Linked DNA regions of Mus musculus: region 2 is linked to region 1. Evidence: chromatin contacts called from ENCODE POLR2A ChIA-PET data. All regions are on one chromosome and are shown on one strand. Each heading gives the region's core, a stretch centred on a gene start or an enhancer-like site at or near the end of the contact. The rest is flanking DNA. Distances are from core to core; before and after follow the strand shown.

Region 1 (4,106 bases), core at 950-3,449:
TTCCCCCAACATGAAAGGGAACTAATAACTATTTGTACCACAAGGAAAAGCAAACATGGAAACATGAAATGGAAAAGAGCCACTAAGGAACTAACAGTAGATTTCCAGAACTGCTAAAGAATGATAATCCAGCCGCAGAAAGACCCGGGTTGTGTCTAGCCAGAAGCAATTCCAGAGGCAGGGGTGGAACAACAAAGCGGTTCGCGTCTAAGTCCCTTAGAGCTAGTGACAAGACCCTCACTCTTCTGGAGCCCTGGGCCACTTTCCTACCCTCTCCCAAATCTTTTTCCTAGATCTTGTACCCTTCTCGTGAAAGCAGTTTTCCCTCCACTTTACTTAGGTGTCTAGTACTGTTGCCTAGCACGGCTTACTCCCTGGTCAGCAGGACCCTGACAGTAGAAGGAAGGGAAAAACCCTAGTCCAGACACATCTTGCTCGGAATCCTTCCGACAGTCCTGCGGGGCCGCTAGGAAAACCTGGAGCAAAGATCAGACTTGACCTAGGGCGTGCTGGTGTTGGGGGCGGGGGAAAGCGGGACAGAAACAGATAGGAAAACCCGGAACGGATTGCTTGAGCCAGAGTTCCTCATGCTAGCCACTGGTCCCTATTGCCCCCCTAATTCTCCAGTGAGATAATGTCTGGGGTGAGGGGCTGTTTAGTTTGGCTTGAGCCCTCCGGGGCGCCTCACACTTTCCGCCCCTGGCTGAGGGGCAGAGCAGCGGCCTCGAGGCTGAGTCATGGGGGGGGGGGGGGGGGGAGAAAGAGGGAGGGAAGGGCCGACTCCACCCCTCCCCCTGCTTGGGGATCCCGGGTCAGCCCGGGTGAGGGCCAGGGCCCCCCTGGCACCGCCCATTGTGGTCCAACAGGTTGAGCTGGTGTCCTGCGGAGCCACCTGCTGGAAAGGGAAGGAGGCCCCCTGCGGAGGGAGCTGGGAAAGAGAACAAGTCCGACCCGGTTCCGCCTGGCCTGCTGCTGCGAAGCCGAACCTGGTCCTAGAGAGCGGGATTTGACTCCGTTTGAAACGAGTAGGAGGGGCCCTTTTGGGGTCTATAGCATCGCCAGCCCAGTTGTAAGCGTCCCTCAGAGACTACCATTCTTTGGGTCGGGCACTTAAATACGAATACCGGTTTTTCCCAAACCCACTTAAGCAAACATCCTAAACCACCCAGGTCTCTATCGTCACCTCGGGGTCTGAGTGAATCTGCGCCAAGATCCCTCCACTGTAGGGTCTCAGTTTCTCCACTAAAAGTACCGGCTGGTTGAAGGCAAAGCGTCGGGGCCCCAGAGGGAGCGCACCTCCCCCTTCCCCTTCCCAGACTCAGTCCCTCCCCTTTGAAAATGCCAAGGCAGCAACGGGCACTGGCTAGAGCGCAAAGGCTCCTTGCCCCGGGCACTGTTCCCTCCCCGCGGGGCGCCGTCACGCGTGGGGAGGGACACAGAGTGCCCACAGACTCGACTCCCCCGCTCCCTCGGAGGGGGATGGGCCAAGAGGCTGAAGCTCAATGTCTAGAGGTTCTCTCTCTTCCTGGGGCTCTGACCTGGTTAAAGCCCCTCGGCAGGACCCCACTCTTTCTAAATTTTAGGTCTTCATCCCCAGCAGCGTATCCGTAACCTCTCATACCATTCCCTCCCCAGGTGGTGACCCTACAGAAGCCCCTCTTGAAAGAGAGGAAGTCCCTGAGGGGGCTGCTCCATTCCCTGGCCACTGCGGACACTGTCTTCGGCCTCCCTCCCCTTCTGGTTTCTGGCCAGCCCAGGCTCCACCCCCTCCCTGGATGAACCCTAGGCGCGTCCCACATGGGATAGGCGGGTGTTCAGGCCAATGGATGGGCAGGGCGGTGGCGTGCAAGGGGTGGAGCTGGGCAGCAGCAGAGGGCTGGACGGGGGTCGGAGGCGGAGCTCCAGTTAAGGTGGACCGGAGGAGATAGTGGTAGAAAGCAGAGAGGGAGAGGGATCGCGGCAGGTGAAGGGAGTTTGAAGGAAAGAAGGGAAAGGAAAAGGGTGGGAAAGGCTCAGGGAGCGAAGCAAAATCTCGGAGAAAAGGGACGAAAAGGAGGGAGGGACCCATATGCTCCCTGCTGGAACTAGCTGTTGGAAGAGGTGGAAGTTTATGTCCTTATTGGGCGGAGGGAGGGGGTGCCTGGGGGGGGCGGATGAAAAACCAGGAAGTGACAGAGGGTGTTGCTAAGGGTGGGGGGGGAGTTTGGGGGTGGCAGGGGCGGGGGGAGGGAGGGGAGGGATGGGGGGAAAGCAAGAGAGAGGACAGGTGAGACAGCAGGACAGGTGAGGCGGGCCTTGGGGGGGGGGGCGAGTGGAAGCCAGGTGAATGTACGGCTCTCCGCGGCCAAGGGGGGGGCGGGCAACAGGAGGAGGCAAAGGGTGGCGGAGGAGGAGCCCCCCAGCAACGAGCAGCGAGCCACTGACCGCGGCCTTCTGACCAGGACCGGAGCAGAGCCCCAAGCCCCCCAGCCTGGCGGGGGACGCGCTTCTTCCTACACCCTGTGCCTCTGCAGCTCCAGCGAACGGACCCAACGGCTGAAAGGTAAGTGAACCCCACTTTTTGTCCCTTGGCTCGGGATACACTAAACTCGAGCCTACTGCAGTGTCCTTCGTGCGTCCTGTGAGACCCCTGTACACACACGTACACACACACACACCAGATTTCAACCAGTCGCATTCCCTGTAGCTTTCCTGGGTCTTTGGAATTGGTTTTAACTTGGAGGAAAGGTAGAGAACTATGGACTATTGGCCTCCCCCCAACTCTGAGCGGAGGGTCTCCAGAAACTTTCTTTGCACTTCTAATATCATACAGACTGTGAGCTACGGGATGGAGAGGGGGTGAGCTGCACTGAACTTACCCCTACCCCCAGTCGCTTTTGTGACTTTAGGGGGAGACCCCAGACCCGACCGAATGGAGGGAATGGAAACCCTGACGGACTATAACTAGGACAACGCGTGTCCCCACCCACCCACCCAGCTCCGCGCCCCCCTGGCACGGTGGGCTGGACCCAGGCCAGTGGCACGGGGGGTGGGGGGCAGCGGGAGGAACCGCGGCTTGGGGGAAAGTTACCGGCTGGACTATTCGGTTTCTTGCGCTTCCAGAGCCGCGTCGTCTCTCCAGCGGTAGTGCGGCTCAGCAGGACGACCCCTCTGCCCCTCCCGCTCCGCAATCACATTCCGGTCTCTCAAGCCTCAGGCCCACCGCCACCTTTTCAAAGTCAGCTTTTGCTCTCACAACTCCAGTGCGAGGGTGGGTGATAAGAACTCGACCTACCAGCGGTCTTGCCGCCGGCGCCGGCGCACCTGCCCTGAGCAGAGTGGGGGTCGCTGTGTGGTAGAAACCTAGTGCGCACCGCTGGCCGAGGTTGGCCATTCAGAGGGGTGGGGGGCGCTGCTTTCCATTTCCAGCTTTCTCTCCCCTCCTCCCACCCCACCCAAGTAAGAGAGCGACGTGTCCTGGCCAGAGCGGGGGGGGCGGGAGTGGGGGGGCAGCGTGGGCAGCGGGTTGTGCCCGGACACGTGCCTGCCCAGGCGCCCCGGCCCTGCTAGTGTTTGGAGAGAGGGCGGGTCCCCTGCCCCCCGCCCCGCACAACCCCCATGTATCAAAGGGCGGCTGAGACGTGGTGAGACCTCGGGGCGCCCTGGGGGGGCGGGGGGTAAGGCGGGGAGCCTGGGTCCGGAGCAGGGGAGGGGCAGAGGCGCCGGTGCTAGCTGACCCACAGGAAACGAGCACTGCTGACCTAGTTTGGGACACCGGAAGTGGGTGCTGGGGAGAAGGGGAGACCGGCAAGCTGTCCTGGCTTCCGGGCCAGGTGGAGGGCGTTCTTGAATTGACCCCCTCCCGAATGCCTTAGAGACCCCTAGCTGCAGCTGAGAACGGGAATGAGTCAGCGCAGCTATTTCTCCTTCCCCCAACTTATTCCCAGAGGAGGGGACCGTTTATCAAGGGTTGGGGGGAGTCAGATTGGGAAGTGAGGAGTTAAATAAACCAAGATAGGAACTCTCTGTTCCCTCGAGGCAGTGTGTGTTTTGGTGAGGGGGGGGGCGCTAAGGCCTGGAGGATTATTCGGTTGCGTTTTGCTACCCCACACACACCAACTGGTTTG
Region 2 (4,106 bases), core at 679-3,178, 110 kb after region 1:
ATGACCGGCTACTGTTATTGCTTGCGCCGGGCACTAAGCAGAGAACAGAACCAAACCCTATGAAGTAAAGGAACCCTCGTGGTGTGTGTGGGAGACTTTCACCTTGGTGTTCCTCCAGGTGAGCAAAAAGCGCGTGAGGTGCTTCCCTAGGGCAGCGGATAAACTTCGAACCCGGAAGGAGGGACGAGCCGCACGCATGGGACTCAGGCACGTCGCCTAGGGCAGGTTGCGCACCGGTGGCGTATGCTTGAGTAAAGACGGACCCTGACCCTAGTGCGGGGTTACGGGGCGCGGCACCTAGTTGGAGCTCAGTAAATATTTATGGTGAGAGCGACAAGCAGGGCCCACCTCCTAGGAGGGAAGGAGGAAAGCCAGAGCCCTCCTCAATTCCTGGCTCCTCCCCTGCAGGCTCAGCACCGAGCTGGCCACGGCGTCCTGGCCCGATGTAATTACAGGGTCTGCCGCCAAGCCTGGCCGTAAAAAACCGGGATGAAACGGCCTGGAAGCCTCGGAAGCTGGGCCGGACCCTGCAAAGAGCCCCGGGTCCGCGCCTTGCCCTGATGCGCAGCCGCAAAGAAGAGAGACCAGGGACAGAAACCCCCGCCCATCACACCCTGCAACGCACACGGGCTCACCGCCACACACGCAAACTACCAAGCACTCAGCTTTTGACTTTACGGCTCCAAGAATGCACTCGAGCCTAATCAAACACCTGCCCGCCAGCTCCATCTCAGGCGCAGACGCCGCCAACCCCTCTCCAGACAGCTGCTGATTCGAGAGGTGAATTCCTGCAGGGTTGTTTACATGGAGAGGGGGAGGGGTTCTGAGCCTGGTACTGAGAGCCCACCGACTGGAAGACCCAAGTCAGACTCAGTCAAACACAGCCGCCCAAACTACCCCCCACTCCAATCCACCCCCGCTGCACGCCCAAACACGTTTCTCCTCTTCTTCACACACTGTTCACAAACATTAGCATATGTATGTCAGGCGTTTCACACGCTTCCACACACAAGTGTCTTTACACCTACCCGCCATCACACGCATTTACACACGCCATATGTACATGTGTCAGGTCGGTTAGTTTGTCACTCTTCATGACCATATTCCCACATTCCATCTGCAAGCGCGCATTCGCTCAAGACACACGTGAAATGTATAAACAGGTCATTAGCGTACGTTGGCGCTATTGAAAATATTAGGAACATCCCCCCCTACAGCCCCTGAGCCCAACTATGAGTTCTCGCATAAAGTACTGATGGACTGAGTAGCCCTTAGCCCTGGCCGCACACGTTACACGCTCGATCACACACAACGTCGCACTTTATTCCCGGCATCTAAGCGATGACACAATCTCTTGAACAAAGACAACATTGACAAACCCAACAAAAACAAACAGCCGCGTCTGTGTGGGGAGGGGCAGCCAAGCCAGAGTCAAGGCATGGGGGAGTGTTGCTGGGGGGGCGGGGGGAGGAGGGGGTCACGAGAGAGTGTGAGAAGGCGAGTGCGCGGGCCTGGGTGTGAATCTCAGGAAAGGTGTGGTTATATCCCCCCACCTCACACCCTGACAAGATTGGCGCCCCGCGCTGCAAAGCCAAGTCCTGAAGCCACTGGTTCCCAGACCCACACGTATAAGTTCTTCCATTTTTCCAGCTTGCTATGGCTTTCAGTCCCACAAAGCCAACAGAGCCTCACATAGACACCCCCACCCCCACACCCGTAAGTGAGCACACACAGCTATGGGAGGATCTGTGCAGACCCCGGAGCGCTCTCCGTCGCTGAGATATGGGAGTCCTTCCTCCCAGAGTCTTTTTCCCTTCCTCCACCTCCAACGTAGCCATCAAGCCCTGGGGCAGCGCGCGTCGGGCGGGGCGAGGGCGGGGCTGGTGTTGGCGGCGCCAGCCCAAAAGGCGGAGTCGAGCAGCGAAGAGGCCAGATTTGTGATCGTGGTGCCTACTGTACCGTGGAGAAGCCTGTGGGAACCTTACACTGCAGAGCTCTCGTCCTGGCCTGGCTCGGCCCGGCCCCGCGCTATGGAGTTCCTTTGGGCCCCTCTCTTGGGTCTGTGCTGCAGTCTGGCCGCTGCTGACCGCCACATCGTCTTCTGGAACAGTTCAAATCCCAAGTAAGCCCTGAGACTCCCTGGCAGCCTGGGTGCCGGGTTGGCAATGGCCTTTCGCAGGGTAACTGTCCCTGCCAACCCCTGGCCTGCGCCTAGGAGAGGTGGCCAGGGATGGGTTGGACTCTATAGCTCCCCACCTCCGTCTGTATCTCCCCTTACTACCTGGCAACAGCCGACCAGGGCAGAAACCTGCTCATGCCTGCTCGCACAGGCGCTGGCTGTTTCAGCCCTCTCTTTCTGCCCTCTGGCATCTCATCACTCTAAAGTAAGGCTCTCCTGCTGGGCACTCCTGCCTTGAGAATTGGAACGTTGGCCCTGGCCTCCGGGGCTCTCTAAGTCCCCCCATGAAACTTCTGTGCACTCTCATTTTTGTGTGCCACTTGGGCGTTTGTATACTAACAGGCACCTATGGACGTCAAGAGTAAGCACAGCGCTCAGGGAGCCTTGGAAAGAACCTCCGTAGGAATCTAGGTTTTGGGCATTAGATATTCATTCTGTGTTTAAGATGACCCTGAAGAGTGCCTCCAAGGTTGGGGGGGGCATAAATTAGGCACATGCTGTGTATGGGTCGACCGAGGGAGTGGCTGAGGTGGTCACACTAAGGGACTGGTAAGAGGAGTGTCGCTGGGAAGCTTGGGGAGGAGCAGAGTGGGGCTTCACAGGGCTACAAAGGCTGTAACAGGAAGGAGGTAATTTCTCCGGAGCAGGTTTTAGGGCTATGAAGCAAATGGTATTGAGAGGAAGACACTGTCGGGCCCTTTGTTCTTGCCCTTGAGTTTCTTCAAGTTATGAGAAGAGTGTTAGGGCCAAACCTAAGAGGGGGATATGGTGGAACAAGAAGAGGTGAGAAGTCGAGGCCACAGAATGCCACTAAACCCCTCCCTCCCAGATCCAGTGAGCCTGCCTCCCCTTCCCCTGAGAGAGATGCTGGGCCAGTTTCCTCTGGCACTGCCTATTGAGGGTCTGTTGTCTAGGGCATGTCGGAGGGCAAGATAGAGCCAGCTGCCACCCTAAAGGCACTGTCTTCCTGGCCCTGGAGTGCTGCTGCGCCCCACCAGCCCTTGCGCCTGCCCTTGCGCCTGCCCCTTGCCTTCCTGACCTAGTCCTGCCCTAGTAGTGGGAAAGAGCAAAGTCCCTGTTTATGCCCATGCCAGGTGTCGGCTGAAGGAGGAGGAGGGGACGGGAAGTCATGAGTAGGGAGGGGGGAACCCTGGCCTTTTCCGTTCCCAAGCTCCCAGGTTTCCTCTCTTTCAGGAAGGAGCCTCTTCCTTGCCCCCCTCCCTGTCTACTCCACCACTAATAGAGCCCCCTTTTCCAAATGGAGACTTAAGTGTCACAGGCAGGTTAAGTGTAGGAGATAGTACGCTAAGTATAGCTTCAGCCCTGGCCCTCTGGACACACACATAACCCTGTCTTATTTACAGCCACAGGAAAGCCAGTCTAGAGTGGAGGTCATGGGCGGTCTAGCCAGGCCCAGCTTGGGGGAAGAGATGAGGTGGCAATGAACAGGGCGGGTGTAGGGTTGCATAGGTGACTCAGGGTAGTGGGCATTAATCCTGGGCTCACCAGGCTCCAGGCAAAGGCAGTGGCAGAGAAAGGTGCCACTGTGAGCTAGGCCCTGGTCCTGGAGAGACAGATACTCAGCTATCAGATTTCTCTGCCGCTTTTGCCCGGAGGCCAACACTGGGGCAAACCAGTCCTGGGCTGCCCTGGGGTCCTGGGGGCTGCTCACTTTTGACGAGGTAAAATTTCACAGGCTCTCAAGAGCGCCTGGGCGGGTAGCGAGGTGGATGAGGCACGAGTGAGTCAGTGCCCATCACGGGAATAGGGGAAAGACGCCAGGCCCAGAGCTGAAATACCTGTTCTGAAATGGCTTCTATGTTTATCTCTCCAGAGAGGAATTTTAAAAGCCTCCCTCTGCTTCTCTCTCTCTACCCCCCCCCCGTGGGGGAGGGGCCCAGAAAGTCTCATTTTAGAGGCTGCAAGC

What was found. ChIA-PET counts read pairs that join two places held with the same protein, here RNA polymerase II (POLR2A).
Region 2: POLR2A ChIA-PET joins it to region 1 with 17 read pairs in Patski. The contact joins the promoter of Efna1 here to the promoter of Zbtb7b in region 1. POLR2A ChIA-PET finds 5 or more read pairs at or near these places in 2 of 5 experiments (Patski and embryonic stem cell).

The regions. Positions count from the first base shown.
Region 1 is chr3:89,391,471-89,395,576 of GRCm38, reverse strand. It overlaps Zbtb7b (zinc finger and BTB domain containing 7B), which reads left to right and starts at 2,199. Exons shown (of 3, transcript NM_009565.5): 1 at 2,199-2,542. It overlaps Gm15417 (predicted gene 15417), which reads right to left and starts at 3,713. Exons shown (of 2, transcript NR_040403.1): 1 at 3,071-3,713.
Region 2 is chr3:89,277,467-89,281,572 of GRCm38, reverse strand. It overlaps Efna1 (ephrin A1), which reads left to right and starts at 1,928. Exons shown (of 5, transcript NM_010107.4): 1 at 1,928-2,122. The coding sequence starts at 2,031.